Regions from separate parts of the Homo sapiens genome. Here region 1 is linked to region 2. Evidence: read pairs that join two places in POLR2A ChIA-PET (ENCODE). Cell type or tissue: B cell. All regions are shown on one strand. Links, peaks and the distances in the headings refer to the core of each region. The heading gives the core; the rest is flanking DNA. Region 1 overlaps LCAT (lecithin-cholesterol acyltransferase). Region 2 overlaps DUS2 (dihydrouridine synthase 2).

Region 1 (4,374 bases), core at 1-4,000, 130 kb after region 2:
CAGCAGGAGGAGTACTACCGCAAGCTCGCAGGGCTGGTGGAGGAGATGCACGCTGCCTATGGGAAGCCTGTCTTCCTCATTGGCCACAGCCTCGGCTGTCTACACTTGCTCTATTTCCTGCTGCGCCAGCCCCAGGCCTGGAAGGACCGCTTTATTGATGGCTTCATCTCTCTTGGGGCTCCCTGGGGTGGCTCCATCAAGCCCATGCTGGTCTTGGCCTCAGGTGAGAAGGCCTCGAACACTTAGGTCCAGCGATGGGTGAGACCAAGCTGATCCTGGGCCTGCCTTCATTGCGGCTCCTGCTCACAGTGGCCTCTAGGGGTGCTATCTACCACTCCTGGGCTGGCATGCTTGCTGTCACTGGCCCCCAGAGCAGTGACCCTGGCCTGAGCAATTAGGGTGGCTCCTTCCAGAGTCTGTGTCAGTGATGGCAAAGGGGCAGTGAACACAGAAAGTGAATCCCAGCTATCTGCTCCCAGGGTTTGTTCTTGTAGCCCCAGAGCCTGCCTGCCCAGCCCTTGCCTGCCTTCCACTTGCTCGCAGGAGTGCCTTTGCCCAGGGATGTGCTTCACTGAGGATGGATCTGCCAGAGCTAGGGCCAGACCCCCCGAGGCCCCACCTGCTCTTCCCTAGGGAGTGGCACCAGGGCCCAGCACTGACACAGCTACCACCTACTCCCCACCCCCTGTACCCTGGGAGCTGGTCTGGAGAGAGAAACACAGTCTGGACAAGAGAAACGCTCATCAGACACCACCAATAAACATCAAACAGACACCATCTTGTTTCCCCCTTTCTGGAGCACAACTCTGTGGCCCCCATTGCTGCATAAGCCACACAAGGAGCAGAAAGACACATGCCCGAGGGAGGACAGCCAGCACCGCCCCCACCATCCCCACACATCCTGGGCCTCACCCACCATCCCCACACACCCTGGTCCTCAGGAAGCCCCGCCTACTTTTTTTTTTCTTTTTCAGACAGGGTCATTCTGTCGCCCAGGCTGGAGTGCAGTGGCGTGATCATAGCCGCAGTCTCAATCTCCCTGGCCCAAGCAATCCTCCTGCCTCAGCCTCCTGGTTAGCTGAGACTATAGGCACACAACACCACACCTAATTTATTTTTGTTTTTTAGTAGAGATGAGGTCTTGCTATGTTGCCCAGGCTGGTCTCAAACTCTTCACCTTAAGTGATCTTCCTGCCTCAGCCTCCCGAAGTGCTGGGATTACAGGCGTGAGCTACTGTGCTGGGCCTTTTAAAAAATGTTTATTTGTTTATTTATGTATTTTGAGATGGAGTCTCGCTCTGTTTCCCAGGCTGGAGTGCAGTAGTGCAATCTCCACTCACTGCAACCTCCATCTCCCCAGTTCAAGTGATTCTTCTGCCTCAGCCTCCCTAGTAGCTAGGATCACAGGCATGTGCCACCACGCCTGGCTAATTTTTATATTTTTAGTAGAGATTAGGTTTCCCCATGTTGGCCAGGCTGGTCTCGAACTCCTGACCTTAAGTCATCTGCCTGCCTCGGCCTCCCAAAGTGCTAGGATTACAGGTGTGAGCCACCGTACCCGGCCCTATTTATTTATTTTTTAAGCTGGAATCTCACTGTGTCACCCAGGCTACAGTGCAGTGGTGCGATCATAGTTTACTGTAACCTCAAATTCCTAGGCTCAAGCAATCTTCCTGCCTTTGCCTCCTGAGTAGCTAGGACTAGAGGTGCACTCCACTAAGCCCAGCTGATTTTTTTTTTTTTTTTTTTTGTAGAGACAGGGTCTCACTGCATTGCCTAGTCTGGTCACGGACTCCTGGCCTCAAGTGATCCTCCTGCCTCAGCCTCCCAAAGTGTTGGGATTACAGGGGTGAGCCATGGTGCCTGTCCCTGCCATCCTTTTGAAGCCCTACAGCTCCACCCAACAGAGGTCTTATCAGGGCTTCTCATTGAGTAAGCTGACACTGAGCATCATTGAATATCAGGCCTGCTCAAGCCTGTGGCTTAGAGTCTGTGTCTAGATTGGGCAGGGACAAGATTGAGCATCTGGCTGAGCCTACACTCAGCAGGTTGTGGGCCAGGGGTAGCCAGGCCTGGCTCCCTGTCCCACCTTGCTCCATATCCACAGGTGACAACCAGGGCATCCCCATCATGTCCAGCATCAAGCTGAAAGAGGAGCAGCGCATAACCACCACCTCCCCCTGGATGTTTCCCTCTCGCATGGCGTGGCCTGAGGACCACGTGTTCATTTCCACACCCAGCTTCAACTACACAGGCCGTGACTTCCAACGCTTCTTTGCAGACCTGCACTTTGAGGAAGGCTGGTACATGTGGCTGCAGTCACGTGACCTCCTGGCAGGACTCCCAGCACCTGGTGTGGAAGTATACTGTCTTTACGGCGTGGGCCTGCCCACGCCCCGCACCTACATCTACGACCACGGCTTCCCCTACACGGACCCTGTGGGTGTGCTCTATGAGGATGGTGATGACACGGTGGCGACCCGCAGCACCGAGCTCTGTGGCCTGTGGCAGGGCCGCCAGCCACAGCCTGTGCACCTGCTGCCCCTGCACGGGATACAGCATCTCAACATGGTCTTCAGCAACCTGACCCTGGAGCACATCAATGCCATCCTGCTGGGTGCCTACCGCCAGGGTCCCCCTGCATCCCCGACTGCCAGCCCAGAGCCCCCGCCTCCTGAATAAAGACCTTCCTTTGCTACCGTAAGCCCTGATGGCTATGTTTCAGGTTGAAGGGAGGCACTAGAGTCCCACACTAGGTTTCACTCCTCACCAGCCACAGGCTCAGTGCTGTGTGCAGTGAGGCAAGATGGGCTCTGCTGAGGCCTGGGACTGAGCTGGGCACCCTAGATGTACAGCTGCCCACTCTCCTGGTCGAGCTGTTGAGGCAGTGTGCACCGTGCCTGCCTCTGTGCTGGGCGCGGGGACTGGAGCTGGCTCCACCCACAGCCCTGTCAGAGGAGCACGGGGCGGTGGGGGGGCGGTGACAATTTGAGCTGTCTCTCCCAGCTCCCAAAAGGGCAGGTGAGACGACCTTTTGAGTGCTGGGTGAATGACAGGGCCACAAGTGTTTAGAGGCCGGGCACGGTGGCTCACGCCTGTAATCCTGGCACTTTGGGAGACCGAGGCAGGCGGATCACCTGAACTCAGGAGTTTGAGACCAGCCAGGCCAACATGGCAGAAACCCCCGTCTCTACTAAAATACAAAATATTTGCCAGGCGTGGTGGCATGCATCTGTCGTCCCAGCTACTCAGGAGGCTGAGGCACGAGAATCATTTGAACCTGGGAGGTGGAGGTCACTGTGAGCCGAGATCACGTCGTTGCACTCCAGACTGGGCGGCAGAATGAGACTGTCTCAAAAAAAAAGAGACTGGGTCTCAAAAAAAAAAAAAAAAAAAAAAGTTAGAATTAAAATCTGGGAGTGACAACCATTAATCAGATCATTTCACTAATGGAAGTTTAATTACTAATGAAGCTAAATGCTCTGAGAAAAGCTTAGGAAGCACAAGAGGCTGAGCCTTTCAGGTCAGCAAAGACTTCCCAGAGGAGGCAGTGCCTACACTGAGGTCAGAGTGACAAGAAGAGTAATGGACCACTGTAAAGACTTGGGTTCGGCCGGGCGCGGTGGCTCACGCCTGTAATCCCAGCACTTTGGGAGGCCGAGGCGGGTGGATCATGAGGTCAGGAGATCGAGACCATCCTGGCTAACAAGGTGAAACCCCGTCTCTACTAAAAATACAGAAAATTAGCCGGGCGCGGTGGCGGGCGCCTGTGGTCCCAGCTACTCGGGAGGCTGAGGCAGGAGAATGGCGTGAACCCGGGAAGCGGAGCTTGCAGTGAGCCGAGATTGCGCCACTGCAGTCCGCAGTCCGGCCTGGGCGACAGAGCGAGACTCCGTCTCAAAAAAAAAAAAAGACTTGGGTTTGACTTGATTGAGCCCAGGAGTTCGAGACAAGCCTGGGCAATATAGTGAGACCTCATCTCTACAAAAATTTTAAAAATTAGCCTGGTGCGGTGGCTCATGCCTGTAATCCCAGCACTCTGGGAGGCCGAGGTGGGCGGATCACTTGAGGTCAGAAGTTTGAGACCACCCTGACCAACATGGAGAAACCCCGTCTCTACTAAAAATACAAAATTAGCCGGGCATGGTGGCGCATGCCTGTAATCCCAGCTACTCGGGAGGCTGAGGCAGGAGAATTGTTTGAACCTGGGAGGTGGACGTTGCGGTGAGCCAAGATCACACTATTGCACTCCAGCCTGGGCAACAAGAGCAAAACTCCGTCTCAAAAAAAAAAATTTATTTTTAAATTAGCCAGGTGTAGCCACAGCTGTAGTCAAATCTACTAGGCAGGCTGAGGTGGGAGGATTGCTTGAAC
Region 2 (4,379 bases), core at 145-4,144:
CATGTTGGCACACACCTGTAGCCATAGCTACTAGGGAGGCTAAGGCAAGAGGATTGCTTGCACCCAGGAGTTGTGGCTGTAGTGAGCTATGATCATGCCACTGCACTCCAGCCTGGGCAACAGACTGAGACCCTATCTAAAATTAAAAATAAAAATAAAAATAAATTAAAAAGCCACTTCGACCTTGGTCATCTACTCTTCCAGCTAGTGGTACAAAGCTTGAGGGTCACAGCCAAGGACCACGGTCAGAAACACATTCTCCTGGACAGCCTGACTGAGGTCTCGAAGTGCGGGAGCCCCTTCCTGCTTCAGCCACCACAGAGGACCTACTGCCAAGTATCTTCCAGGGAAGGGAGGGGAAACACACCAAATTCTGGCATGGCAGGTCCAGTGCCAGGAAAGGGGTGAGATTCTTCTATTCCTTCTAACCAGAATGGGCACCTTCCCTTCCCACATCTTGAATAGCCTCTAACTTCCCCCTACGTGGGTAAAACACAGCATCATTTAGTTCACATGGGTTACTCATGACTACATTTATCTATACAAGTGTGAGGTGCAACTGTCACCATCACTCCACAGACCGTGAAATGAAGGCTCAGGGAGGCAAGATGACTGACTGCCTGGGACACCCAGTGGAAGTCGGCTGGCTAGAGGTAGGGCAGGAGAGCAGTATTGGGTGAAGGTGGCCTTCCCCAGCCCTCCAGGACACCCTCCCATCCCCCACCCCCTATGCTGCTCTAGTAACTCCACGTGGGCCTATGACTTCAGTGGCTGGGAAAGTGCCACGGCACGCTCAGGACAAAGTGGGAAGTAAGTCGGGGCGCCCCGGCTGGTGGCAAGTCCTTGACTCAGCTTGTCTGGGAAGAAGGCACCTGGCTGGACCAGAAGCAGCCCTGCCTATGCTTGAAAGCCGCTCCCTTTCTCTGTGATAGCACACCCTCTTGAGGAGCTGCCAAGAGATGGCTCAGCAGGAATGATAATATCACCTTTCACCCAGTGAGCAAGCTCAGCACTGTTCAGCACGTCTTCTTGGCCAGACTTGCCAGCTGGCCAAAAAGCTGGATAGCTGACCTGGGCTGGGGCAAGCCCTCCCTTGCCATGGAGCTATCCCAGACCATTGGAGAGCTGGTGGTCACCAACTTGCCCAGCAGGACACCAGAACCAGGGAGTGAGGGCTGCAGCATTGAACAGGAAATAGGACAAAGGCTGCCCAGCTCTGGACGCAGACCTCAGGGCATCTTACCATCCTAGCTTGCACAGCCATGGAAACACTCACATACCATGGCAGCCACAGGCACTCCTAGGCAGGTATGAACCCTAGGACTGAAGAGGAGGGTGGAACTCTGCTCTGGGCAAAGACTGCACCCTCTGTTCAGACCCAATTCACTGAAGAATTTGAGGACCACTCACTGTCTCTCCCTGCAGACATGTGCAGCTGATCAGAGTCCCACAGAGTTCCAGGGTTGTGCCAAAGAGATAAGGCAAGTGAACTCTTCATTTTCTTTTATAGGGATATGCCCTTGGCACTACCATCAACCTCTCAATGAGAAGAAACTGGTTTAGAAAAGGCCATTCCCAGCCTGGGCAACATAGGGAGACCTCATCTCTATTAAAAAAATAAAAAATTAGCTGAGTGTTGTGGCACATGCCTGTAGTCCCAACTACTTGGGAGGCTGAAGCAGGAGGATCACTTGAGCCCAGGAGGTCAAGACTGCAGTGAGTCATGATTATGCCACTATGCTCACACCTGGGCAACAGAGCAAGACCCCATCTCAAAAAAAAAAAAAAAAAGCTATTCCCTAAGTAGAGGGTTATGCTTAAAGCATTCTGGAATTAGCAAGAGAAAAGTTTTAGAAATTATTTCGACTGATGAGTCAAATCAGGTGAGAAATTTCTCAATTGCTCCTCTTGGCTGTGGCTGCTCCTGAGCCAACCTATAGGCACATATGCCTTTGATGATGCAGAACCCACAGTCCACGTGCATATGCCTCTGTATGTGCAGCGTGTGAGAAAAAGAAAGATATATATCATGTGTTCGGGGTTCCAACAGCATCCTGGATCTAGAAGGTTCTTGCTATGACCTGCAAACCTCTGGAAGCTTTAGGAGATGGTAGGGGTATGCCCCCCAGCATCCTCTCTTAGCATTGCAGCTGGGGAGACCGAATAAAGCAGTGAGCTAGTGCAGCTACACTACATGAGCTAAAAAGAAAAGGAGAGGAACAGCAAGCACAGCTGGCAGCTGGGGGCTCACACAAAGTGCTCTCTGCAGGAGTGTGGTAGACAGTGAGAAATGCTTGTTTTGAAAAAGTACAGAGACGTACGTATCTGATGTATTTCTGCATGACCTCCTCCAGGGGCCGCAGACCCTCCTTGAGGAAGATAGATGGGTTCCACATGGCTGCTCGGGCCACCATCACGGAAGAGGCTGCCGTGGCTTGTCGAAAGTCCTCTATGTCCGAATACTGTTGGATGTGGTCATGAGATCCTCCGCTAAAAAGCAACCAGAGGGTTAGGGGTGTCCCCATCACGGAACCTATCAGCATTTTCAGAAAAAGTCAGCTCTCAGATCTGCCACTGATTAACAATGTGAATTTGGCCAAGTCCCTTCAGCTATCAGAGCTTCAGTAAAGTGGATATTAGAATCCATATCCCATTATGAAGTTAGGAGCACTAACTGAGATAATACATGTAGAGTGCCTGGCACTTAATAGGTAATCCAGGAAATTTACTTTCCTTGCCCCTAATCTAAAACAGTGGCTACAGCCAGCCCACATCTGGAGACATGGGTCCATAACTGGGCTACTGGGGCTACAGGAAAACCCCCAAGCTGAATGGGCCACTTATATGTTCACTGAGGGCTAAGTCAAAACCCTGGCGAGAGGAACAGACACCCTAGTGATGACAAGAGGAAGGAAGGAGGCCCAGTTAGGTCATACTTTCCCCTCCCTGCAGCCTGCTGCTCCAAGGACCCCCTGCTCTGTCTCTGTACATTTCATCAGGAGTCAGTCGGCAGCCTCAGTCCTGAGACAGGCATGCAGAGGGGAGGGTCTCAGGTGGCAGCAGAAGGAACAGGTCTGGGGTCTTGTGGAAAGCCCTGCCCTTTTCAAGCCACCCCTAAAACTTTTCACTCTAGGGAAGGCTGGGCCTGGCTACCACCCAGCCCTTAGCTCTGTGGGACACAGAGTACATGATGAAGACAGGAGGCTTACTTGGCTATGACAGGAATGGAGAGGGTATCAGCAATGGCTTTGATGACTTCACAGCTGACAGGATGCTGAGGTCGCTCCTCCCGCTTCCTTGGAGATAGAAAGATGGGGCTGAGGGCTAAGCACCAAAAGCCACGACACCACTCACACAGGGTTACCTCAGCCAAACCTTACTGTCCTCCCCACTGAACCTCAGGAAGGTCAGGTGGCCATATGGCAATCAAGGACAGGTGGCAGGAAATGGCTCTCCCTGCCCTCTGGAGAACTGTGAGGGGCAGGGGCAGCACAGATCCATGCTGAGACGGCAAGTCCAGCTCTTGGAGGCCTGCAGGGGAGGCCTGGCTGCAGGGGGGCATGGTGGGTGGCCTGGCTCCCAAGGTCATGTTGCTTTTCCCTAGCTTCCTTTTGCCTCTGCCAGAGATGAGGGACAGGGCCATAAGAGTGCTGCCCCTACTGTCCCAGTCCTGCCCTCTCCAAGGGACTGGGAACAGCTGCTGCTGCTCAGACTGGCCACTCCCACACAGCTGCCAATGCCAAAGCCAAGTTGCACAGCTGATCCTAGGGAGAGGCACCTGACACAGGGTAGGCCCCGCACCCAGGAAAGGCACGGACCATGGCTGCCACACCACGGCACAAGGGAGGCAGGACCACAACCTGGGGCCCCTCCTTCCAAAGTCAACTGCAAGTTCTTGTGCATGAGTTTTAGGGCTGCTGACGTGAGGCCTGACCTGAGCTGTGCTCAGCAACAAAGCAAGCAAGACGGTCGACCAGATAGCCCTTGTCCAGCTCTTGTCTGAGTATGTCCCCTCTGCTATACTCTTGTTCTTTTATTTTTGATATGGTGTTTCATTCTTGTTGCCCAGGCTGGAGTGCAATGGTGCAATCTCGGCTCACTGCAACCTCCACCTCCTGGGTTCAGGCAATTCTACCTCAGCCTCCCAGGTAGCTGGGATTACAGGCATGAGCTACCATGCCTAGCTAATTTTGTATTTTTTTTAGTAGAAACAGGGTTTTACCATGTTGGTCAGGCTGGTCTTGAACTCCTGACCTCATGTGATCCACCCGCCTCGGCCTCCTAAAGTGGTGGGATTCTAGGCGTTAGCCACCGCGCCCGGGCCCCTCTACTATACTCTTCAACAAAAGGGTCGAGGGCCCTGTCAACCTAGCCTCTAC

Evidence for each region. Peaks named below come from ENCODE experiments on the same cell type or tissue, not always from the same donor. Only the 100,000 strongest peaks of a DNase experiment are listed, where the experiment ranks them.
Region 1: POLR2A ChIA-PET joins it to region 2 with 10 read pairs; 19 of 35 experiments call an interaction of 5 or more read pairs at or near these places.

What each region holds. Positions count from the first base shown.
Region 1 is chr16:67,938,212-67,942,585 of GRCh38, reverse strand. It overlaps LCAT (lecithin-cholesterol acyltransferase), which reads left to right. Exons shown (of 6, transcript NM_000229.2): 5 at 1-223; 6 at 2,108-2,836. The coding sequence ends at 2,682. Among named protein-coding and RNA genes, the nearest start is that of PSMB10, 3.5 kb to the right of the region's middle. RefSeq lists enhancers at 1-234, 218-267, 2,355-2,404, 2,193-2,802. In B cell, for the core only: CTCF peaks have their summits at 112 and 311; DNase peaks (open chromatin) are centred at 315, 545 and 2,325; H3K27ac peaks cover 1,060 bases.
Region 2 is chr16:68,069,051-68,073,429 of GRCh38, reverse strand. It overlaps DUS2 (dihydrouridine synthase 2), which reads right to left. Exons shown (of 17, transcript NM_017803.5): 11 at 3,210-3,296; 12 at 2,322-2,490. Among named protein-coding and RNA genes, the nearest start is that of NFATC3, 14 kb to the left of the region's middle. In B cell, for the core only: no CTCF peak of the experiment used is centred there; DNase peaks (open chromatin) are centred at 522, 2,259 and 2,849; H3K4me3 peaks cover 592 bases; H3K27ac peaks cover 2,281 bases.